2 separate regions of the Homo sapiens genome follow, and region 1 is linked to region 2. Evidence: read pairs that join two places in POLR2A ChIA-PET (ENCODE). Cell type or tissue: Panc1. All regions are shown on one strand. Links, peaks and the distances in the headings refer to the core of each region. The heading gives the core; the rest is flanking DNA.

Region 1 (16,160 bases), core at 1-8,000, 290 kb after region 2:
TGCTGTGCATATTTTTTCTCAGACTTTATAACAACACAAAGAGGTGGGTATCAAGGATCCAATTTACTGAAGAGGGATCTGAGACTCAGAAAGGCCCAGTAGGCTGGGCGTGGTGGCTCTCGCCTGTAATCCCAGCACTTTGGGAGGCCAAGGCAGGCAGATGGCTTGAGTCCTGGAGTTTGAGACCAGCCTGGGCAACATGGCAAAACCACAGCTCTACAAAAAATACAGAAATTAGCCGGGCGTGGTGGCGTGCATTTGTGGTCCCAACTATTAGGAAGGCTGAGGTGGGAGGGTAGCTTGAGCCCGGGAGGTCAAAGCTGCAGTGAGCAATGATCATGCTACTGCACTCCAGCCTGGGTGACAGAGCAAGACCTTGTCCAAAGAAAAAAGAAAAAGAAAGGCCCAGTAGCTTGCCAAAACTGAAATTAAAATCGAGGTTCCTTGAATTGAAGCCTTTTTTTGGAATATCACATTGCTTCCTAATACAAACATGCTTTACAATTCCTGCATTTAAAAAAGCTAACCAACAAAAATAAGCAAGTCACATATAGATTTAAAAGACTACCAGGAACATTTGGACTGCTGGGCAGCTAGGTTATGTCCTGATCATGTCAGTCATTAGGCTGGGAGCTAATGTTCAGATCAAACATGTTGCCTCCCCTACAAAGAGGTCTGTTGAGGATAAGCCCTCGCTGAGAAATTCTTCACAGCTCAGCCAGGCTTTCTTGGAATAATTGGAGATTGAAGCTGGTAGTTCCTGAAATTTAAGGTCATCAGAACCACCCAGAGGGCTTGTGAAAATGCAGATTGCTGGGCCCCGTCCCCAGATGCTGGGGCCTGAGACTCTGCATTTCTGGCACTCAGTGATGCCGGGCCTACTGGCCTGGAGGCCACACATTGAAAAATATGGATTTAAGCTGCCTCCGCCTGGGGTCTCCATTCTGACCCTGTAGTTGTTTCTCAAATGCAATGACCAAGTACAGTTCCTAGGAGGGCTCAGTCTGGACCACTGTATTTGTCCGTTTTCACGCTGCTGATAAAGATATACTCGAGACTGGATAATTTATAAAGAAAAAGAGGTTTAATAGACTCACAGTTCTACATGGCTAGAGAGACCTCACAATCATGGGAGAAGGTGAATGGCACATCTTACATGGTGGCAAACAAGAGAGAATGAGAGCCAAGTGAAAGGGGTTTCCTTTTATAAAACCATTAGATCTCATGAGTCTGATTCACTACCACGAGAACAGTATGGGGGAAACCACCCCATGATTCAATTATCTCCCACTGGGTCCCTCCCACAACACGTGGGAATTATGGGAGCTACAATGCAAGATGAGATTTGGGTGGGGACACAGCCAAACCACGTCAATCACTAAAGCCAGTCTTCAGTGACCTGCCATCTCGATCCTTCGGACACTCCATGGAGGCTTCTGGACGCAGCATCTGTGCTGCTCAGGGCCGTTCCTCTTCTCATTGGCTGATGTGCTCTGTGGCATCTGTCACAGGTTTTAATTGAAGGTCAGCAGTGGCAGGTAAGCCACCAGCATCATCAGCTTCTTTCAGCCTTTTGGAACAAGAGTGAAATTGGCCAAGGTCACTGCTATGACAAACGGTTGCTTGGATGGAGCCCTTCCGAGCATAGGTATTTATAGATCCAAACATTTATGGAAGCCCCACCATGAATTAATGCACAGTGGCGTTCTCCCACCAAACCTGGAGAAAGTCTTCCAAACATTTTTGGAAAACATTTTAAATATTTAAAAAATTGTTTCTATTCTGTTTCTTAGTAACAGCAGTCTAACACAAAACTATAGCATTTCTGTCATGGCTAAAGAAAGTCGATTCCAGTCCACTGAAGCTGAAGACATCTGGCCTCCTCAGCTGTAATCCCAGATACTTGGGCGGCTGAGGCAGGAGAATCACTTGAACCTGGGAGGCAGAGGTTGTAGTTAGCCAAGATCACACCATTGCACTCCAGCCTGGGCGACAGAGCAAGACTTCCTCTCAAAAGAAAAAAAAAAAAAAAAAAAAATTGAAGAAGGGAGATAGATGCATACACGAAAAGTTAGCTTTATCTGGTTAGGAAATCTACTCCTTTGTTAAAAACAATACCCATTCTCCAAAACTAGTACTGAGAGAAGATCCAGGATTAGCCTGACCCACAGCCCACCTGCAGCCTTGAGAGTAAGTTGCTGTGTCCCGAGCTGCAGAGAACCGCCACCCTCCTGCTGCCCCCTCACCAGACCTAGGCTGTTGCTCACCTCTTGTCTGTTGTTAAAATCATTTCATGAAAGAAAAAAAACAACAAAAAACTTAAAATCATAAAAAATACGGGATGGATGTAATCTCATAAAAAAGAGCAGTCTTTTAAGTAAATAAATGAAAGCAAACCTCCAAGTCCCTCATGTTCCCATACTTATTTTTTTGATTTCATCACTGACAGGTGAGAACTTGTCTGGCCTGGGAGCGGCTTTGGAGAAGTGCTTTTCTAGGTTGCTTCTCCTGCTGATAAGGACCATGACTCACAGGAAGGCTGCTCTGAAACCCCTTACAGGAGAATGGGGACCATGGTTGTGTTTTCTTGGTTACCTCTCACTCGGGGCATCTTCCCATTAGCGGTTTTGACTTAATTCACTCTGGGCTTGAGGCTCCTCCTTGGTAAGTTGGATAGTTGGAAATGATCTCTGAGTCCCATGCTCTGGTTTCATGGGTTCCTTTCCTTTTAAGGGAAAACAAACTTCTCTGCAATGTTAAGAGAGGTTGTGATGGTAAATAACCGAAAATTAATAAGCAATGACTGAGGAGTAGCCAGCCCACGATCGCTTTCCTAGAATATACTCTGACTCCCAAAATAAGCAGGCACAGACAACAGTGTGGAGCCCCTCTCATCATATCCCGCATGCAAAATTCAGGGAGACTTGGAGCTAAAAACGCATTGACTTCTTAGTTGTCTCCATTTGTTCTGGGTTAGGTGATGGATCCACAGTGACTTAGCAGCTTTGATGACAGCCGGGGCTTCTGGAGGCTTGGCGGCATGTTAAAACCACCTGGGTCTATTCCAGATGGATTAAATCAGGCTCTCTGGGACTGGGGTCCAGACATCATTAAAAAAAAAAAAAAAAGTCTCCCCAGGTGGCTTCATATGCAGCCCGAGTTGAGATTTATTGGACCAGACTAACAAACACAGCTGGAAGAAGAGGGCAGGGAGGACTCCTTAGGATGTGCAGATGGAGTGGCTCATGCAGGCTGCAGTGGAATTCCTTTCCTTCTTGTAATAAAACAACTCCTATTTACATATCATTTTAGAAAAATATTTTCCCCCTTGTCTTATCTGATGCTCAAGAGAGAATAGAGTTTGCCTTAGCATCTCCGTAGATTTGTTTTTTTTAGATGTATGACCTGTCATCAATAAACCCAGAGACATAAATTAGGGAATGGCTGTGCTATAGAAAGCACTTACTGATGTATTAAAGATTCTGCCTTCAAGCTCTTTTAAATAGTGCCTTTCTCGGTGATTTGGACTTAAAAATTTAAGGATATATGTACATGCAGCTTTGTGGGAGCACTTGAATATTAAGTAGTGCCTAGCTAAGTTGTGTTGAAATGAGTTGGTAGATCGTAGATAATATAAAGTAAGTGAATATTTCCAAGGGAGCGGAGAAACTTGGATGGCTCAGTAATTATGGAAATTGGCAGGGCATTTGGGGACCCCAGCTGCTCTTTGTCCCTTTGTCCCATAAATGGGTGACAGTCTGCAAGGCACGGAGCTCTGCCAGATGTTTGCAATAGTGGTTGGGTGGGGAGAATTTCAGAGCTGGTTTGGCCACAGGAAGATGACGAGCTTGTTAAGAATAATGATCGGACACCCTGCATATTCGCTGACTGCATGCTTAGCAAATTTGCAAACTAGCTTCATCCTTAAGGGCTTTTAGTCACAGAATGTAAATAAGAGGCACACCCATGAGAGTTTGCTGGAAAACAAAGAGAAACCGTGCTCTCAATAAGTGCTCGCTAATTGTTTTGGGATTTGTGACAAATAGGGAGCAAATATTGAGTCGGTACTTGGGTGATTTCTTTTCTTTCTTTTTTCTTTTTGCGAACTGACCTGGAGCCTTGGTCTCCAGGAACTTTCTGTTCCTGGCATGCAGATCTCCTGCCCCACCACCTGCACCTGCTCAACGCTCTCCCACATCCTGCAGAGGAAGGAGTAGAGGGCGGAAGACTCTGTTGTACCCGACATCCAAGAAAACCACAAGCCATGTTGCCATTCTCAACTTCTTTTCAAGAAGTGACAGCATCAAACTCAAGAGAGTTGTGTCAATTTAAAGTGCATATGTATATATATATACACACACACACACACACACATACACACATGCACATACATATATATGTGCTTGTATATATACATGTATATGTATATATGTGTGTGTGTGTGTGTGCGTGCGTGTGTGTGTGTGTGTATATATAACATGCCCCTATATATACATGTATACAATACACATATTTATATACAGGTGCATGTTACATACATACATACATATATATAAAGGGACACATTATATACACACATATTTGAGACAGGGTCTTGCCCTGTCTCCCAGGCTGGAGTGCAGTGGTGCTATCTCAGCTCACTGCAGCCTCCATCTCCCAGGCTTAAGCCATCCTCCTGTCTCCCAGGCTCAATTCATCCAAGTAACTGGGACCACAGGTGCACAGCACAATGCCCGGATAACATTTTGTAATTTTTTTGTAGAGATGGGGTTTCACCATGTTGCCCAGGCTGGGCTCAAACTCCTGAGTTCAAACAATCTTCCCACCTTGGCCTCCCAAAGTGCTGGGATTACAGGCGTGAGCCACTGCGCGCAGCCTGTATAATTTTTAAAATAGGGAACAGATTGTGCAAACATACAAAATGTGACCCAGAATGGTTTGGTGTCTAAAAGAGGCTGACCACCTCCATGTGGCTGGAGGTGGTTTCAAAACGAAGCCCGCAGGCCATGGCTGAGCTTCACTGACCGTGCTTGCTTTGCCTTTTGTGATTTGCATGCATTTCTCTTAAATGAGAGCAAATGGAAGCATTTTTGGATGATACCAGCAGAGCTGCAGAAATGAAAGAGCAGGCTCCCCAGCCCGGAATGAGCAAGTAACAAATCTTCCCTGGCCCTTTTCTTACCAGTGAAAATGTCTCGTCTTCAGAAACTGCCTGTCTTAAAAATCAGCTCCTCCAACACAGGGAGTAGCTTCAGATAGGGGTGGGCAGGGGGCAGCAGGAATTAGTAATTTTCAGCATTTACTACTTCCTAGGAACACAGACTTTAAAGAAAGTCAGCTTCCTTGGAACATTTGTCCTCCTTCATTGCAGTTATTTAGTAATTTCTGAGTCCGGGATTTTTCTGATCAGAACATCTTGTAAAATACAGAGTTGCTGATATTCTGACATAAACCCTCCTTTTAAATGCCCTTTGCAGTAGAGACCTGCTAGGGTAACTCTGATGTGCCAAACCTCAGAGCCAAGGGGAAAGAACAGGAGCAAATGACACTGAAAGCAAGCTCAAGTTCTTTGCCAATTATAATATGCTAAAAACACAACCGCAAGCTGATCCTTCTCTAGAGCCTGTAGGGAGGCCGTGCAGCCTGTACAGACTATTTGCCATTTTCTCTAGCACTTTCTGTCTCATTTTAGGTCACTGAATACTTTATTTCTTGCTGCGGAGTTAATGATATGCATATCTTTACTTCTCAACTAGAGTTCTTTGGTGCTGGGTCTCAGTCTTTTATTTTTTATTTTTAGAGATAGCATCTCACTCTGTCTCCCAGGCTGGAGTGCAGTGGCACCATCATCGCCCACTGCAGCCTCGACCTCCTGGGCTCAAGCGATCCTCCTACCTCAGCCTTCCGAGTAGCTCGGACTGTGGGTGCACATCACCATGCCTGGCTAATTTTTAAGTGTTTGCAGAGATGGATCTACAAAAATCTAGCTATGTTGCCCAGGCTGATCGTGAACTCCTGGCCTCAAGTGATCCTCCTGCCTCGGCCTCACAAAACATTGGCATTACAGGTGTGAGCCACTTTGCCTGGCCCTGGGTCTCAGTCTTTTTGCTTTTTCCCTTAGCACCTAGGAGAGTACTTTATTCATAGTTACTGTTCCATAATTATTGTTGAATGAATGCACTTGAACAAAACACAATGTGATTTGTTTTGTTTTCCAGATCAGCTCATAATGAATTATATGTATCTAACTGGGCAGACGTAAAGCTGCCGCCTGTAGAATAAAAGAGCCATCCATGATTAGAATCACAGAAGCAGAAAATTTTAGAACTATAAAGGACTTGAGATTTTAATTCAGTCTGTTTATTTTGGAGATGAACAATGAGAGTTCGTGGAGATCAAGTGACTTGCCCAAGGTGGAATTGCTGGTGACACATGAACCAGCCACCCACTTACTTAGACAATGACTGGTCACATGAGAGCTGACATTGCTGACAATTGTTTTAGCTACCTATTGTGGTACATTTAAATTGCATCAATCTTTATGCCTCCGATTTTCCTTGGAGAAGATAGCTAACCGATTTTTAATTTTATCTTCTCTGAATTTGTGGCTCATTCATTTCTTTGTTTTTCCTCTGTCTGCTTTCTAAAATTTCTTTATGCCGCTTTCAAGAAAGCTGACTGGAACAGTCTGTTCTCCCCGTGTTAGACACAGAGGGGTCAGGGACAGAGATTGATTATTCTAGTGGGCAATGGCCAGATCTTATATAAAAGTGGAGTTCTGACTTCCAGTCTGCAGCAGCCAGTCCAGGAAACCAACCAATAACCCCTGTAGCAATTGGCCCGGCATGCCCAGGACTTGATCAATTACTGGCAGCTGCCCTAATTTTTGTCGTGACTTCCAACTTCGGACCAAACAGAGAAGGCCAAATATGCTCCCGTAACCGATCACCCGGATGGGCTGCTTTTGTTATCCCCCTACGGCACCTGCCAACAGCTGCCACCCAGAGCTTTCCCTTCTTCCACTAAAAAGTGTCACACTTCTCTGCCTGCCTTTGAGTTTCTACCAAACACAGGTGACAGTGGCTGACTTCTTATTATAGCAAGCTCTGAATAAATAGCTTCGGCTTTTCTCATTTTGGTGGGCTTCATGTATTTCCACGTAGGGAAAGACCCAGGAAGAAGCCCGGCCCTGCTCACTTGACTGTTCTCTCTGTTTCTGTTCACGTAGGCAGCTCTAAATCTACATAATAGGGTTGGTTGGTTGGTTTGTTTTTTGAGACGGAGTCTCGCCCTGTCCCCCAGGCTGGAGTGCAATGGCGCGATCTCGGCTCACTGCAACCTCCGCCTCCTGGGTTCTAGTGATTCTCCTGCCTCAGCCTCCCAAGTAGCTGGGAATACAGGCACATGCCACCACGCCCAGCTAATTTTTTGTATTTTTAGTAGAGACAGGGTTTCACTATGTTGGCCAGGATGGTCTTGAACTCCTGACCTTGTGATCCACCCCCTCGGCCTCCCAAAGTGCTAGGATTACAGGCGTGAGCCACCACGCTCAGCTGTTTTTGTTTTCTGTTTTTTTCCTTAAAAAAGCCAATTTGTCTTTTCTTATTTCAAAAGGAAATATGAAAACGCCCCCGTTGATTGCTTGGCTGAAATTGACATGCACTCTGTTGGTGGCATTCTCCAGACCTGGTCACTTAAGACAGGAGAGAAGGTTGGGCCGGCTTGAAGTCCACACTTTAGTGTTTTCTAAATGCTTGTACAACTTTCATTTCATCATCTCCCTGCGATCTCCCAAGGAGGAAGATGTCAGGCACCCTCTATCTTTCTCCTTTCCGGAATCCATTCTTCTTTCTTATTTTGAAGATGAGGATTCTTCTTGTTTTCCAGTATTTCTCAATATAGATAGAAAGTCTGAAATCACAACTAAGGTTCATTATTTGCCAGCCAAGAGTATTTTTCTTTTAAACATCAATAATGAACTTTAATTAAAGTGATGACATTGTCTTGTTTTAGAGACTGTTTTATGTGTCAGTAAGAAATGACATGGCCAGCGTGGTATTTAGAGGGGTAGGCGACAGGGATTTAGGCATCCCCAAGTGTCTGTCAGCCCACCCAACCCCCCATTCTCTGATGTGTCCAACTGACGTTTTCTCAGTTTTATGTGAAGGCTCTGCAGATGCAGTTTCATGCCCCTTATTTCCAAACATACTGAAATCACAAGTCTCTTTGGTATAAAAGAATTAATGTATCTGAAGTGCTCCAAACACAGCCTGGTCCGTAGTAATTGTTCAATGCCAGCCTACTGCTACTATTTCTCCCGTGGCTACTAATAGTAATACTACTCATTATTAGGCAGAAATCCTGTAACAGCTACTTTCTCTTAGTCATGTTTGCCTTAGTCCTTAGAATGCTTTAATATGCCAGTCTCCTTTCTAAGAGTCCTCTGCTTAAAATCTCTCTTGTTCTCTCCTTTCTGCCTGGCTCCCTCCTCTTCATCTTTCACATACCTCTTAAATGTCACTTTCTCAGGGAAGTCTTCCTAAACTCTAGTCCAAATTAGGGTTCCTATTTTCCTCTTTCAGACCAGGGGTCAGTGAATGTTTTCTATAAGGGGTCCAGTAGTAAATGTTTTAGACTTTGCAGGCCATATAGGCAACTACTCAAGTCTGATGTAGTCTAAAAGCAGCCATAGATGATATGTAAATGAATGTGTGGGCTGAGTTCCAGTAAAACTTTATTTACAAAAACAGGTGGTGGGCCAGTTGTAGTTTAACGAACCCGTTTTAGGGCACTCTTTACTTTTTCTGCACAGTATGATTACATGATGATCAATCTCCCTCTGGACTGAAGCTTCTTAAAGGTAAGACCCAAGGCTGTCTGCGCTGACTCATGCCTGTAATCCCAGCACTTCGGGAGGCCAAGGCGGGTGGATCACTTGAGGTCAGGAGTTCAACACCAGCCTGGTCAACATGGTGAAACCCTGTCTTTACCGAAAATACAAAAATTAGCCAGGCATGGTGGTGGGCACCTGTAATCCCAGCTACTCTGGAGGCTGAGGCAGGAGAATCACTTGAACCCGGGAGGCGGAGGTTGCGATGAGCCAAGATTGTGCCATTGCACTCCAGCCTGGGCAACAAGAGCGAAACTCCGTCTCAAAAAACAAACAAACAAACAAAAATCAGAATTCACCACTATAAACTTCATCCCTTTAACCAAAAACCACTTGTACCCCAAAAGCTATTGGAATTTTTTTTTAATTAATAAATTGTGAATAAACAAAATACCATCCCCCGTGGCCTGTGGCCTTTATCCTTCCTCCCCTCTCTCCTAAATCTAGCTCCTTCTGGACTTACCTGTCCTCCCAAGCTTGGGCCACTCAACTTGTAATGTCTGCCCTTGGTCAGGCAGTTTTTGTGCTGGATTGGAAGTTGCGTTGCCTTCTTCTCTCATTAAAACATGGCCAGGCGCGGTGGCTCACGCCTGTAATCTCAGCACTTTGGGAGGCCGAGGTGGGTGGATCACTTGAGGTCAGGAGTTCGAGACCAGCCTGACCAACGTGGTGAAACCCCATCTCTACTAAATACAAAAAATTAGCCTGGCGTGGTGGCACATGCCTGTAATCCCAGCTACTTGGGAGGCTGAGGCAGGAGAATCACTTGAGCCTTGGAGGCTGAGGTTGCAGTGAGCCGAGATCGTGCCATTGCACTCTAATAACACAATCATGGGAGTGAAGTTCTGTCATTATAAGAGGTGAGCTCAGCTTAAGAGCATGATAACATCCACATTACAGGGAGGAACAGTGGACATGTCAAATTCTCATTGCTGTGATTTGGGGCAAGAAAAAATAACAGGCACCACCTAGCAACCCTACCCCAAGCATCTCAAGATGTGGTAATTTCTTTTATACAAAACAAGTTTGTTTTGTTCAACCACGTTTAAGCCTATAGGTGTGATCCTTGTTTTTATAGGCAGCTAATTTCAAAGTGACATTTTGGGATGGGTTAATTTCACTTGTATTTTTCTTGCTTTTTGAATGCCTTACAGTTGAGGCTGTCAGCACTCGGCCTCCACCACAGCCAAGAGTCAGACAGAATGTGGAACCACCCACCAAGTGGGCCAATGACAATGGGCTCTACGTTTCTGTCCCTTCTCATTTCCTGCTGTAAACTTTCAGGGAGTCAGTGAACTCAAGCGTTTCTGTCAGATATAGAAACATTTCCCATGGTTGGAAAGTTAAAGGCTAGTTTAGGTTACAGGCAGTTTGTCTGCTGGAAAATACATAGTTTTCAGACACTTCCTTTTCTGGTAATAAACAAAAACAAAATCAGGAAACTGTTTCCAGGAGGTTGAACGTGTGGTTCTCATCTGCTCGGCCTCATGCGGTGTTCAAGTCCCAGGAAGTGGTTGACGTAGGTGGGGCAGCCATATTGCAGCCAGGCCCAGGCTGCAGGAAGGAATTGACTATATAGGTCAGGATCCACTTGCGGAAAGCAGAAATGATTCCAGCTGGTTTAAGCACAGGGTGATGAGAATTTCAAGTGCTGACACTGACAATGAAAGGCGGGGAAGGAGACTCACTCCATGCTGAGGTTCCAGGCATGATCTTCAAGGTGATCTGGGGGAGACCAGGTGTGGTGCCTCATGCCTGTAATCCCAACACTATGGGAGGCTGAAGAGGGCAGATCATCTGAGGTCAGGAGTTCAATACCATCCTGGCCAACATGGTGAAACTCCGTCTCTACTAAAAATACAAAAATTAGCCAGGCATGGTGGCATGTGCCTTCAATCCCAGCTACTCTGGAGGCTGAGGCAGGAGAATCGCTTGCACCTGGGAGGTGGAGGTTGCAATGAGCCGAGATCACACCATTGCACTCTGGCCTGGGCAACAAGAGTGAAACTCCATCTGAAAAAAAAAAAAAAAAAAAAAAGGATGGTTTTAGGAGAGATTCTTCTTTTGCTAAAGCTAGGAACTTGAGGAATTATCAGAATGTGGGCAGTCACTAAAATGCTGCTGGCTTGTGGAATACACCTTCCCCCGATTCTAGGCTCATGAACTTGGGCCTGGTCCCTGGGACCTTTGCATCTGAGGTGGGGTGATTGATCCAGGCCCATCTTGAATGTCTTGATTGTATCTTTGCATTTGCGTTTTGTAAGTCAAGTCCAACGTGCGTGCTCTGGGCCATGCGTCTTCTGTCCATAGCCCGTTCTGTCCCCTACCCCTTGACCATGTTTCCAGGGTGAGTGTTCAGCTGCCCACTTTCTGGTCCCACCCAGAGACCACTGCCACCTGAGGAAGCGTGACATTAGATAGCAAATTTTAAAAATACCATGACAGGTCAATAAAGAGACCACAGAAGAAAGGGGAAAGTATTTCCTCCTGATTTTTGAACAAGGTGCCTGGCATTTTTGTATTGCACTGGGCTGTGAAAGCTGTGTAGCCAACTCTGAATGCATCTCATCGCTTCCTACTATGAGTAGCAGCTTCTGCCTTCCCTCCTTTCCAGGGCTAAGTCTCTGCTTGGGGGAGAGTCAGGCCACACATGGAACCCAGCTGCAGGGGAGTCTGGGAAAGGAGTTGTTAGGGTTTTGTCTTCTGGCAAGCAGTAAGACACCCTAAAAGGGGTGGAGATGAGAGAGCTCTTCAGTCCTAAAAAGGGACATAGCCCAGGAAGACCCAAGAAGGGAAAGCAGGAAGTGAGGAGAGTGTGGGCATTTGGAGGAGGGGTTGAGTTTATCCCCCTTTAAAAGAGAAACTGTCGACAAAATAAATGTAGTAGAATTTCTTTGAGCATTAAAGGATTCATGAGTTGGGCAGCCCTCACAAACAGAAGAGGTTCAGAGATCTAGGCTTTGGCAGCATGAGCAGTGGGCTTCTATAGGCTGAACTTGGAAGCAAAGTAAAGCATTTATTTGATTGGCTCCAGCTAGCGGTTTGCCTTATTTGGGTGTGATCTGGTGGGAGGTCCCCAGTTAGAGGTTAGTTGGCAGTTTCTGATTGGTTAGGCTTACATTTCACTTTACAGTTTACATTGGGCTTCATTTGGCTTACCTAGGAACCCAAGGTGCTGGAGCCATCTCAGCCTAGTGGCCTCCCAGTTAAATATTTTTAACACTCCAAATCTCTTAGTTTGAGCTACTCCTAGGTACCGATTTCTAGGTAGAGTCCATCTGAAACCTGTAGATGAGAGGTATTGAAACTTAGGGAGCAGTAGAGGAGCTTGTCTGAAATCATGGTTTCTGGGTCCCTACCCTCAAAGATTTGGATGCCGAAATCCCATGGTGGGGTCTAGAATTTAAACTGGTAGGTTCCTCTGGAGACACTGTGTTCACTCTGCTTCTGATCACTAGTGTCTACTCCTCCTGGCCTCCAGTCCCCCTTTCCCACCCACATTTTTTTTTTAGACCTGGTAATTTTTTTTCTCTTTTCTGCATTTTTCTTGTGGTTTTTTTAGGTGTCTTTATTAACATTCCCACTGGTTTAGAGATTGAAAGCAAAGTTCCTGTCTTTGCTTTGAACACTCTAGTGAAACAGGATACTCAAGGTAAATGCTAAGATGAGGCTATTATCTCTGGAGCTCAGGGTCTAATTCATCCAACGTTTATTGAGCCCCTTCAAAGCACCCATCAGTGGGGATGGAAAATAAAAAATACACAGCTCCTGCCGTGCAGGAGCTTGTAACCTTGTGGGGAAGCTTAGCACTTCTTGCCTCCCTAGGTTTAAGCAGTTGGAGGTGCAGTATCTATTTGGAAAGAAGAAAAATGCTTTTGAAAACTGCACGTGGTCTGTATGGTGGCTGCTCCTTGTCCTGAATGCAAGGTTGCCCTCCATGATTGGGGAAGCATCCATCACCCCCTTGGGAACTGAACTCAGCTATAATGTTTGTGCTTAGGAAACTTGACATTGAACTTCCAGTAACTGAGGCCAGGACCTTCTTGAAGCACTGCCTTGTGGTTCAGTTCTGCCTGCCCACGGTCATTGGCCTTCTGGGCTGACCGTTTCCTCGCTGACTCCCACAGACACGCTGACCATCTGGAGGCTAAAGGATCTTTCTTCCTAGCAGGTCCCTCATGGTAGGGGCTCTGGGGCCCCTACCAGGCAAAGGAATGGTTGGGATTAGACCCTATGCAGAGGCACGTGACTTTTCATAGAGGGGCACTTCCATGGCCCAGTTGTTCCCTCATTGAGGGCGTTGTGGGGAGCCGGTTCCTTCCTGTGGATTGTAGCCTTCCTGACTTTAAATCCTTGCTTTATTCAGATCCTTGGCCAGTTCTTCTGTACTGGTCTCCTGGGCCACCCATAGGGCTGTCTTCACTTCCTACCATCAGCTGTTCCCTCTATCCAAAGATGAAGGAGCCCTGTATTTGCTGATGTGAGCTGCTTCCTTTATTTATGCTCTCACTGGATCTCTGGGAGATGTACTCTACCATCAGAACACTCAGAGACAGTTACCTGGACATAAAGTGTTGGTGTTGGCATCGTTATCAAACAATAACAGAAAACACGTCAGCACCAACTGCATCTGTCCCTGTGCTTGATAAGGAAAAAACAACATGCACAGTCCTGTCTTTGAAGAGCTGACATTAAGATGGACGATGCCGTGAAACACACGCATTTGTAAGTTGCAGACATCCTCCTATGCAAGCACTCTAGTCACATTTGTTTGGTAAAAGATAATCACTTTTAGCTTCAGAAAGAACTCATTCATGCCTTGATTTTCAGTGTTGCCACGGGAAAGCAATAGCAGAACCTGGGTCCCTGCTGTGAAAATGAAAATACTTAAGGATGTTCAATTGCTTTTCTGTTATTCATGTGCATCCGTGGTAGGACATCATGGCAGAGCAGCTGCTCAGAGCGTGCGATTAGGTGTGGGTTCCCACTTCAGCCTGGGATTGTTTCATTTCCTGCAGCTGTTCTCCAGCATGGTAAAATTCGAACGATGTCGATAATTTTCCCATAAGGGGCTCTCAAGATACATCAGGTTGTGCTCTCTAGAGTAGTTTAAACTACTATTTCTTGAGTACTTACTATGTACTGGGCAGCATTTTCCATATCTCAGGAAGCAGTCTCATTTTCAAAGGAAAATGAAATCTGTTTCGGGTCACACCACTTCCTGCAGATTCAGGACACCCCACTGAGAGATTTAAAAACCGTGGATGCTCTTTTCAGTCTGACAAGATGCTTGTCATAGAGCATCACTGTCTGGGCTACAGGGATGCAGAAAGGACCGAAGGTCTGAAGGGAGGAAAAGGGCTCTGTACTGGTGGGTTTCTGGAAAAGCCTTTACTTTGAGGTGGTCCATTGAGCTTGTGTAGCCTGGAGGGGTAGAAGCAAAATTAAACGAATACGGGTCAACCTTTTAACGCGTATCTTGCAAATAACATGCTACTGGCTCTATGTGCAATGCCTGGATATAACAAATCTATTTTTACGAGGCCTACAAAGACCAAAATATCTCGATGTGTGTGATGTGATGTAATCTCTGCATTTGGGGTGGGAGGTGAGTAGGGAAACAACTACTTTGGAATTAGCACGAATGTACACAATTTCTGAGTAATGATGCACGAGAATGCTCAGGTATTCATAGAATTCAGAGAGGGGGTGTGACCTGCCCATGATTTAGGAAAGGCCTTAGGTGTTTCTGGGAATTGTATGTTCATATGTTCCTACAGCCAATAACTCGCATATAATGATCATCATTATTTGTTGAACAGTTAGGCTAACTGAGTATCTTTTTGGGGGTTACTTGGAGCAGTCGCTGTGTTTTCTTGAGTTGTAAAAAATTATGGTGAAGGTTTTGGCTTAAAGAATTGGAGGTGGAAGTGATTCCCTGCTGCATCTTATTTTGAGAGTGGAAGGGAGAAATTCTGTCCATTCAGTGAGGCGGGATGCAGCTGCGTTGTAGGTTCTGGTGGAATAAGGTGTCTCCTGGAGCTGGAGGGGTGGTGTGGGGTGGACCAAGGAAGCATGTGGCTCACTGGATCCTAGGAGGTGTTGTGACCTCATCGTGCCCACCTGGCATCAGAGAGTAGGCAGTGCACTGCCTCAAAGGAGAAACCCTCTGGGATGAGACAGACATAAAGTAAGAAGAAAAGAGCCAGTCTTTGGCTCAGCAATGCATTTGTGTTGGTTTCTTTTTGTCCCCTTTTAGACAAACCTATTCGTGGTAGAAAGAGAGCAACGTGAACACGATCAGGAGAGGGAGAGGAGCAGTCCTACCACTTTGGCCTTTGTGTCCTCCATGAAGAGATGCTGGTGTTTTCTGAGCATTTGTGAGCTCTTGGCATTTGGGTCATAGTGCATCGGTATTCACAACTTTTCCACACGGGCCCCAGAGGAGGGCTTGCAGCCTCCCCATTGCCAGCTTCTGGGGATGAGAAGAATTGCAGAATTGTATAAATCCCTTATCATCAGCTAGAGGATTGTTAAATGCACACATTAAGGCAAACAAACAAACAAATAAAAAACCAACCAACCTTTTGTCAACAATTGGCTTTATTTTTTAAGAAAATACAGTAGAACGAGCAAGATGTGGTGGCGTGTTCCTGTAGTCCTGGCTGCTTAGGAGGCTGGGGCAGGAGGATCACTTGAGCTCAGGAGTTGGAGGCTGCAGTGAGCTATGATTGTGCCACTGCACTCCAGCCTTGGCAGCAGAGTGGGACCTTGTCTCAAATTACGAAGAGAGAGGGAAGGAGGGTGGGAAGAAGGAAATAGCAGAACAATAGAAGTTTGTAAAAATACCCAAGTTAGAAGAAAGAAAAAAACAGGAGAGATACTCAAGGATATTTGACTCCAGTTCCCCGCTTCTTACATGGGAAGCTGGGTGGGCCCCCCTGTTTCTAGTTCAGCATTCCCTTTGAGACCTCCTCAACTCAAGGGGGACTTCAGAAACAATGGAATGAAACAATGGGCCCTACGTTTTCACTCAGAGCTCAAGCTTTATGTTGCCAGGCAAACCTAGAAAGAGTCCCTACTCGGTAACCTACTCACGCTTGGTTTGTTTTAACAGAATATAGAGGGGTCAGTGAACGTGTGTTTTGATTCCAAGGAAATTCCAAGCACCTTAAGAGTTTAGTAAATGTTGATCTGGCGACATTTCACTTTTCCTTTTTAGCAACCAAGAAGTCCGATAATGAAAGAATTTTCTCTTTAATTGACTTAA
Region 2 (10,012 bases), core at 607-8,606:
GATGGAAATCCGGGGTTTCTCAGTAACAGCATGCTGGTCAACCAGTTCTCTATGGGAAAAGTAAGCCCACATTTGTATCATTTGCTGATATTCATGGTGTAAATACATGTGGCCGATTCAGGCTACTAATAGTATAACAACTGGCTCATGGTATTCCTGTTTACCAGCCAGTCACGATGGCTCACACCTGTAATCCCAGCACTTTGGGAGGCCGCAGCAGGAGGATCACTTGAGGTCAGGAGTTTGAGACCAGCCTGGCCAAAATGGTGAAACCCCACTAAAAATACAAAAATTAGCCAGGTGTGGTGGTGGGCGCCTGTCATCCCAGCTACTTGGGAGGCTGAGGCAGGACAATCGCTTGAACCCAGGAGGCGGAGGTTGCTATGAGCCAAGATTGTGCCGCTGCACTCCAGCCTGGGCGACAGAGCGAGACTCCATTTCAAAAAAAAAAAAAGTATCCCTGTTTACCAATCAGCTCTTTCATTGAGAAAGTGTTAGTGGTTTCTTTTACAATAGAATCTTCTTTAAAGGTGGTATTCAGGGATCACACTCAACTCATCTGTTTATCATAACAGACGTGACTAGAGGCATTGCTTCTCACGTTACATATGTGTTAGGAGCCATATGAAATAATTCTGTGATCATGGTGGCCAGCGGCTAACATGTCTTTGAAATTTAAGCCTATTTTTTTTCTGAGACAGGGTCTTGCTCTGTAGCCCAGGCTGGAATGCAGTGGCGCGATCTAGCTCACAGCAGCCTCGAACTCCTGGGCTTAAGCAATCTTCCTGCCTCAGTCTCCTGAGTAGATTGGACTCCAGACACATGCCCCACGCCTGGTTAATTTTTAAATTTTTCCTTTTTGCAGGGACAGGGTCCCCTTTGTTGCCCCGGCTCTCTAGTATACTGTATGGTGCATGATATTGGGCTGTAATTAGATGCTCGTTGAGGCAGGCTCATAATTCGTCATCAAGAAAAATTTGAATCCTGCAACTTTGGGAATGGTGGCCTTTCTTTGAAAAAGAGAGTCTGGGCCCAATGCAGTGGCTCATGCCTGTAATCCCAACATTTTGGGAGGCCGAGGTGGGCAGATCAGCTGATGTCAGGAGTTCAAGACCAGCCTGGCCAAAGTGGTGAAACCCCGTCTCTACTAAAAATGCAAAAATTAGCTGGGCATAGTGGTGCAAGCCTGTAATCTCAGCTACTTGGGAGGCTGAGGCAGGAGAATCACCTGAACCCGGAAGGCAGAGGTTGCAGTGAGCCAAGACTGCACCACTGCACTCCAGCCTGTGTGGCAGAGTGAAACTCTGTCTCAAAAAAAAAAAAGAGAGTCTGTGTGAGAACCCTTAATTTTATAACTGTCAATTCTGGTAGCTAGTGTCAGATATCTAAAGCATAGGGAACTCTTTCTAACTGGCAGTGCAGACAATAAAAAAGAAAATGCCAGCCGGGCGCGGTGGCTCCCACCTGTAGTCCCAGCACTTTGGGAGGCCAAGGCAGATGGATCACTTGAGGTCAGGAGTTCGAGACCAGCCTGGCCACCATGGTAAAACACCATCTCCACTAAAAATCTAAAACTTAGACAGGTGTGGCGGCACGTGCCTGTAATCTCAACTACTCAGGAGGCTGAGGTAGGAGAACTGCTTGAACCTGGGAGGTGGAGGTTACAGTGAGCTGGTGTTGCAGTGAGCTGGTATTGCGCCACTGCACTCCAGCCTGGGTGACAAAGGAAGACACCATCTGAAAACAACAACAACCACAACAACCACAACAACAAAGTAAATGCATGTGGGGCCATCACACTTATTCTTCTCTACATCACGATGTCTTAAAGTTTAGTGGGTATCAGAATCACCAAGTTGGGACATGGATGAAGCTGGAAACCGTCATTCTCAGCAAACTATCACAAGAACAGAAAACCAAACACCGCGTGTTCTCAGTCTTAAGTGGGAGTTGAACAATGAGAACACATGGACGCAGAGAGGAGAACATCACACACCGGGGCCTGTTGCAGGGTCGGGGGTTAGAGGAGGGATAACGTTAGGAGGAATACTTAATGTAGGTGATGGGTTGATGGGTGCAGCAAACCACCATGGCTCATGTATACCTATGTAACAAACCTGCACGTTCTGTACATGCACCCCAGAACTTAAAGTATAATTTTTAAAAAAAGGAAAAAAATCACCAAGTTTCAAAAATAGAGATTTATGTCCCCTCCTCCCAATATTCTGATTCAAAACTTCTGGGTTGGCTCTAGAATCTATATTTTATGAGTAATTCAGGTGAATCTGATGCGGAGGCTCAGGGGCGCTTGGAGAGGCTGTGGTCTAGATCTTCTGAGTCCCACCCTTGTATAAAGATTGGTCATCAGACATGAATACATTTGGACCTGTAGAATCACCCTGGCTCGGGCACGGTGGCTTACGCCTGTAATACCAGCTCTTTGGGAGGCCAAGGCGGGTGGATCACCTGAGGTCGGGAGTTCAAGACCAGCCTGGCCAACATAGTGAAACCCCATCTCTACTAAAAATACAAAATTAGCCAGGTGTGGTGGTGTGTACCTGTAATCCCAGCTACTTGGGAGCCTGAAGCAGGAGAATTGCTTGAACCTGGGAGGCGGAGGTTGTGGTGAGCTGAGATCCCGCCATTGCACTCCAGCCTGGGCAACAAGAGTGAAACTCCATCTCAAAAAAATAAAAATAAAAAATAAAATAAAAATAATCACCCTGGCTCAGCCGCAAGTCCCCTCTTGGCTTTTATCAAAGGCCAAAACAAGAAAGAGCCAGATAAGGAAATGTAGTGTTTTTACTCATTTTGATTTAATAATAAATTCCTTTTAGAATTTAATTTTATTGTGAAAAAGCTATTATCTGAAAAGAGAGTCATCACATTTTTTTTCCGTTAGTCCCTGTGATGCTCAAAATGAGCTAAATTTAGTGTTCAATAAAAATCTTGTCCCACCCCTGGTTCTTGGTATAATTATGACTGCCTTTTTCTCCATAGTTTCTGATGCCTCAGCTTTTATTTTAAAGTGCCTTAAATCCTTTTTGGAAATGCACAATGTGTAACAAAGCAAAAAATAGATAAAACACAGAGAGCTGTGTTAGATATCATTACATTAACAAGGGACTATCTCTTGGTCCGTCCAAAGTTGTGGACTAGTAGGACTCTTTAGAGCACAGTTTGACTGTACCATTTCGTCTGCCCTTTAACATCAAATTCCCCTTTCTACTACCTTCATTAGCATAGGACTGACCAGACCATCAGTAAACCATAAACAATTGTTCTTGGCTCACTGCAACCTCTGCCTCCTGGGTTCAAGTGATTCTCCTGCCTCAGCCTCCTGAGTAGCTAGGATTACAGGCACCTGCCACCACGCTTGGCTAATTTTTGTATTTTTAGTAGAGACGGGGTTTCACCATGTTGGCCAGGCGGGTCTTGAACTCCTGACCTCAAGTGATCTGCCCAACTTGGCCTCCCAAAGTGCTGGGATTACAGGTGTGAGCCACTGTGCCCTGGCCTAGTTTTTTTTTTTTTTTTTGAGATGGAGTTTCACTCTTGTTGCCCAGGCTGGCTTGCAATGGCGCGATCTCGGCTCACCACAACCTCCGTCTCCTGGGTTCAAGCAATTCTCCTGCCTCAGCCTCCTGAGTAGCTGGGATTACAGGCATGTGCCACCATGCCCAGCTAATTTTGTATTTTCACTAGAAATGGGGTTTCTCCATGTTGGTCAGGCTGGTTCCAAACTCCCGACCTCAGGTGATCCGCCTGCCTCGGCGTCCCAAAGTGTTGGGATTACAGGCGTGAGCCCCTGTGCCTGGCCTAGGTTTTGTTTTTCAACCACACTTAAAAATTTTTTTTTGTTTTAAAGGCAGGATCTTGCTCTAAAGGAGTTGAGGCTGGAATACAGTGGCAAGATCCTAGCTCACTTCAGCCTTGAACTCCTGGGCTCAAGCGATCCTCCTGCTTCAGCCTCCTGAGCAGTTGGGACCACGGGTACCTGCCACCACAACCGGCTATTTTTATTTTTTGTTGAGAAAGGATGTTGCTATGTTGCTCAGGCTGGTCTCAAACTTCTGGGCTCAAGCGATCCTTTTACGTGGGCCTCCCAAAGTGCTGGGATTACAGGCATGAACCACCATGATCAATCTTTAATCACACTTTTAAGAAAGTCTCCGAAAGGTTAGGGAGGGAAGTCGGGGGGAAGGGAAGACGTATCTCGAAAGTGAAGGCTTAAAAGTAAGTAGGGGTGGGCCGGGTATGGTGGCTCACACCTGTAATCCCAGCACTTTGGGAGGCTGAGGTGGGTGGATCACCTAAGGTCAGGAGTTTGAGACCAGCCTGGCCAACATAGCAAAACCCCGTCTCTATTAAAAATACAAAAATAAATTAGCCGGGTGTGGTGGCAGGTGCCTGTAATCCCAGCTATTCAGGAGGCTGAGGCAGGAGAATCACTTGAACCCGGGAGGCGGAGGTTGCGGTGAGCTGACATCACGCCATTGCATTCCAGCCTGGGCGACAAGAGTGAAACTCCGTCTCAAAAAAAAAAAAAAAAAAAAGTAAGCAGGGGTGATATAGTCACTTAGGTGCAGTTTATCACTCATAGGGAGAGCACACCCCTCTCTCATTTGTAATGTCTCTCTTGGTCACTTTGTTCTTTCATCATTTTGACCCGTAGAACTGTCTAGAAGATTAGATGAAACTAAGATGACCAGATTGCCCTGGTTATTTTGGCCACTCCTTTTTTGGGAGACTGAGGGCTCCTGCATTTTCTGCTGCAGTCCTCCAGGCATCTCAAATAGCTTAGAGTCCCAATTCCTCCACTGCTCCAGGCCCAAGGTTAATGGATGAGGGGAGAACTAATTCATTGATTTAGATGTTGGGTCAGAGCCAGGCTTTTGTTTGTGCTCAACTGCACTCAGGACTCAGAAGTTCTGCCAAAAAACCTGTGGCAATGCCATCCAATGTGAGACTGGGACCAGTAACTGGAAACAAAATAAGCTTTTTTTTTTTTTGAGACAGAGTCTTGTTCTGCTGCCCAAGCTGGAGTGCAGTGACGCAGTCTCGGCTCACTGCAACCTCCACCTCTCAGATTCAAGTGATTCTTGTGCTTCAGCGTCCTGAGTAACCGGGACTACAGGCGCATGCCACCACGCCCGGCTAATTTTTGTATTTTTGGTAGAGATGGGTTTCACCATGTTGGCCAGACCAGTCTTGAACTCCTGACCTCAAGTGATCCACCTGCCTCGACCTCCCAAAGTTCTGGGAGTACAGGTGTGAGCTACTACACCCAGCCAAGAAGCTTTTCTAGAACGTTTCTCAGCTCCATCCATGAACATGACAGCGGGTCTTCCCCGTTATTCAAAACTGTAAACACTGAGTGTCTGATGAAAACTGGGCCTTATGTAATTGTATGAGTCCATTTTTACACTGCTGCTAAAGACATACCCAAGACTGGGTAATTTATAAAGAAAAAGAGGTTTGGCCAGGAGTGGTGGCTTACGCCTCTAATCCCAGAACTTTGGGAGGCCAAGGTGGGCGGATCACGAGGTCGGGAGATCGAGACATGTCCTCCTGGACAACATGGTGAAACTCTGTCTCTACTAAAAATACAAAAATTAGTTGGGCGTGGTGGCGCGTGCCTGTGATCCCAGCTACTCGGCAGGCTGAGGCAGGAGAATTGCTTGAACCGGGGAGTCAGAGGTTGCAGTGAGCCAAGATCGTGCCACTCCACTCCAGCCTGGCAACGGAGTGAGACTCCGTCTCAAAAAAAAAAAAAAAAAAAAAGTCTAATGGACTCACAATTCCATGTGGCTGGGGAGGCCTCACAATCATGGCTAAGGGCAAGAAGCACGCCTTACATGGTGGCAGGCAAGCAGAGAGTGAAAGGAAAGCAAAAGGTGTTTCCCCTTATAAAATCATCACATCTCATGAGACTTACTCACTACCATGAGAACAGTATGGGAGAAACCGCCACCATGATTCAACCATCTCCCACTGGGTCCCTCCCACAACATGTGGGAATTATGGGAGCTACAATTCAAGGTGAGGTTTGGGTGGGGACATGGCCAAACCATATCAGTAATAATAATCAATATTATAATGGCTATCATTTTGTGTCATGTTTGACATTTTACAAGCCCTTCTATCTAAATCATCTCATGTGGTCCTGACAAAAATCACTGGAGTTGGTCCTAGTATCCCCTTGTGAAGTTCAGAGTAGATGAGTGTTTGCCTAAGAACTCACAGTTAGTCGTTTGTCTAAAGTTACAGAAGCAGTGACAGAGCCAGGATTTGAACACCGTGCTTTCAGCTACCCTGGAGAGGAGGTGGTGTGGTGGTTATGAATCCTGTAAGATGTAAGAACAATTTTTCAGGCTAGGCGCTATGGCTCACGCCCATAATCTCAGCAGTTTGGGAGGTCAAGGCAGGAAGATCACTTGAGGCCAGGAGTTTGAGACTAGCCTGGGCAACATAGCAAGACCCCATCTCTACCAAAAATACAAAAATTAGCTGGGTGTGGTGGTACACGCCTGTAGTCCCACCTACTTGGGAGGCTGAGGCAGATGATCTCTTGAGCTCAGGAGTTTGAGGCTGCAGTCAAACTATAATTGTGCTGCTGCACTCCAGCCTGGGCAACTGAGGAGGACCCTGTCTCTAGGAAAAAAAAAAATTGCTTATGGAACAGATCTACATATATAACTACTTGAGTTTTGATTTCTTGTTTGACCTCGCGAGTCCATTATGCTGGACTTTTCTCAGGGTTAGGGCCATGTGAACTATAAACCTAACACGGATGTGAATGTGGTCAAGACAGTAAGAACTGTGAGTATTTGTAGAATTCTCCAAGCATCCAGCCATTGTCGCAGAATCAGGGCCCAGCACAGAGAGAGTGGTCTTCTTTGGTCCCAGCCTACAAAGTGCCAGCTATCTACTGAGAGGGCCTCCCAGGTTCCACAGTGGAAGGCCAGGGATGAGGACGATGGAGACAAGCTCTGGCCAGTGAAGTGGCTTAGCTAGGGCAAGAAGCAGCTGGCTTTCCAGGCCCTTCTGTGATGGAGCTGGCTCATGTGGGTAAGAACTTCCCAAAGGCAGTTTGAACTCTTAGTCTGCTGGGCAAGGAGCAGGTTACAGGGACAAGGGCACCAGTCCTGCTGATCACCAGACTTCCAATTTCTTCCTCTTCCAGGCTGTCACCCCTCATTCCTGCCCAGTAGGAAGGAGGAAGGCAGATTTCTTCTCCAAATGCTGCTTTTGTGAGACTGACCTCTGATTGGGTGACACGTGTCATGAGTACGTACCTGTTCTCCTTTTATTTTATTATTATTATTTGCGATGGAGTCTCCCTCTGTCGCCCAGGGGCGCGATCTTGGCTCATTGCAACTTCTGCCTCCCGGGTTCAAACAATTCCCCTACCTCAGCCTCTGGAGTAGCTGGGATTACAGGCCTACACCATACCCGGCTAATTTTTGTATCTTTAGTAGAGATGGGGTTTCACCATGTTGGCCAGGCTGGTCTTGATCTCCTGACCTAAAGTGATCTGCCCTCCTCAGCCTCCCAAAGTGCTGGGATTACAGGAGTGAGCCACCGTGCCCGGCCTTGTTTTCCCTTTTTTTTTTTTCTTTCTTTTTTTGAGGTGGAGTCTCGCTCTTTCGCCCAGGCTGGAGTGCAGTGGCGCTGGCGCCATCTCGGCTCACTGCAAGCTCCATCTCCCGGGTTTAAGCGATTCTCCCGCCTCAGCCTCCTGAGTAGCTGGGACTACAGGTGCCTGCCACCACGCCTGGCTAATTTTGTTTTTGTGTTTTTAGTAGAGAAGGGGTTTCACCACGTTAACTAGGATGTTCTTGATCTTCTGACCTCGTGATCTGCCCGCTGCGGCCTCCCAAAGTGCTGGGATTACAGGCGTGAGCCATCGCGCCCGGCCCCCATTTCTAGCAGTTGAGTCATGCGCCCTCAGCGCAACATACACGAGAGCCTTCCAATCTACCACCTTCCCTCTTACCCTCATCTCACGACGTGCCCCAGTGTGTGTTATTCCTGGGTACGGTGGGTGTCTGAGGTTCTCCCCAATACCATGCTCTCTCATCTGTTCTTTTTTCCTGGTGTTTCCCCTGCCTGGAATGTTGCAATTCCAACCCTGCAGCTATAGAGTTCCAACATATCTATGAAGCCCCTTTTAGAAGATCATCACGACCAGGCTCAGCTCATGCCTGTAATCTCAGCACCTAGAAAGGCTGAGGTGGGAGGATGGCTTAAGTCCAGGAGCTTAAGACGAGCCCGGGCAACATAGCGAGACCATATGGCTACCAAAAAATGAAAATAAAAAATTAGCTGGGCATGGCCGTGTGCACCTGTGGTCACAGCTATTCAGGAGGCTGAGGTGGGAGGATCGTTTGAGCCCAGGAGGTCGAGGCTGCAGTGAGCTATGATTGTGCCGCTGCACTCCAGCCTTGGTGACAGTGAAACCGTCTCAAAAGAAGTAAAAATAAAAAATAAAGACGGTAATCACTTGCTCCCATGCATTCCCAGTGAGCTCGGGATACACACATGTTATAGAACCTATCAAAATGTCACTTTATTTTGCCATCAGCCTCCCCATTCCTAATCAGGGGCTCTGTATCTTTCAGCTTCCTAGCACGCTTCTTGCATACAGTAGATGCCTCTTATTAGCTGTAAGGAATTGATAATATGCAGCTTACAGCTTCAAATGAAAGCCCCCACAGGAGGAAGTGTAAGAGAGGCAGACTAAGGAATGCACTATGACTTAATTCCAACGTCTCCAAGCAGGACATGTCTTTCACTGCCCATGAAGAATAGTAAATAGTCAGCCGGGCGCAGTGGCTCACGCCTGTAATCCCAGCACTTCGGGAGGTCGAGGCGGGCAGATCACCTGAGGTCAGGAGTTTGAGACCAGCCTGGCCAACGTGGCGAAACCCTGTCTTTACTTAAAGTACAAGAGATTAGCCAGGTGTGTGCCTGTAGTCCCAGCTACTCAATAGGCTGAGGGTGGAGAACTGCTTGAATCCAGGAGGTGGAGGCTGCAGTGAGCCCAGATAGTGCCACTGCACTCCAGCCTGGGCAACAGAGCGACACTCCGTCTCAAAAAAAAAAAAAAAAAGTGAATAGTTTCTTTTAGAGAAGTCCTCATAAATAAAACATGCTCTAGAACGTGCCTGTGCTGACGTACTGAAGGACTGAGAGGACTACAGCTTTAGGCACCAGGAAGAATGTGCACCAGGGTGGCCCACTATCCCCACCCCAATACCTCCTTCCAGACATTTCTGTGCTCCTGAGGGAACAGTGCATATTTCCTATTCGAAAGGCCCCAATCTGTAGCATCTTAAATTTGGTCTGCATCAGACTTCCTTTTTTTTTTTTTTTTTTTGAGACGGAGTCTCGCTCTGTCGCCCAGGCTGGAGTGCAGTGGCGGGATCTCGACTCACTGCAAGCTCCGCCTCCCGGGTTCACGCCATTCTCCTGCCTCAGCCTCCCAAGTAGCTGGGACTACAGGCGCCCGCCACCACGCCCAGCTAATTTTTTGTATTTTTAGTAGAGATGGGTTTTCACCGTGTTAGCCAGGACTGTCTCGATCTCCTGACCTCGTGATCCGCCGGCCTCGGCCTCCCAAAGTGCTGGGATTACAGGCCTGAGCCACCGCGTCCGGCTCTGCATCAGACCTCCTTTAATTGGCACTTGGATTTCAGACAGGGTTTGCATTGAGTGGAAACACCAGGAGGACACTAAGAGCTTTGGAAAGGTCGACATGGAACCAGCTCTTTGCAGTATGAAGGGCTTCTGTCTAAGAAGGCTGGGGGAAGCTGGTAAGAAAGGAAACCATCTGACCGGGCACGGTGGCTCACGCCTGTAATCCCAGCACTTTGGGAGGCCAAGGCGGGCAGATCACGAGGTCAAGAGATTGAGACCATCCTGGCCAACATGGTGAAACCTCGTCTCTACTAAAAATACAAAAAGAAAAATTAGCTGGGTGTGGTGGTGGGCACCTGTAATCCCAGCT

Evidence for each region. ChIA-PET counts read pairs that join two places held together with the same protein. Peaks named below come from ENCODE experiments on the same cell type or tissue, not always from the same donor. Only the 100,000 strongest peaks of a DNase experiment are listed, where the experiment ranks them.
Region 1: POLR2A ChIA-PET joins it to region 2 with 13 read pairs; 3 of 35 experiments call an interaction of 5 or more read pairs at or near these places.

Annotation. Positions count from the first base shown.
Region 1 is chr10:12,584,437-12,600,596 of GRCh38, forward strand. The region is part of intron 2 of CAMK1D (calcium/calmodulin dependent protein kinase ID); the gene reads left to right. Among named protein-coding and RNA genes, the nearest start is that of MIR4480, 14 kb to the left of the region's middle. RefSeq lists an enhancer at 3,875-3,944. In Panc1, for the core only: no CTCF peak of the experiment used is centred there; a DNase peak (open chromatin) is centred at 3,850.
Region 2 is chr10:12,294,782-12,304,793 of GRCh38, forward strand. No RefSeq gene overlaps it. Among named protein-coding and RNA genes, the nearest start is that of CAMK1D, 50 kb to the right of the region's middle. In Panc1, for the core only: no CTCF peak of the experiment used is centred there; no DNase peak of the experiment used is centred there.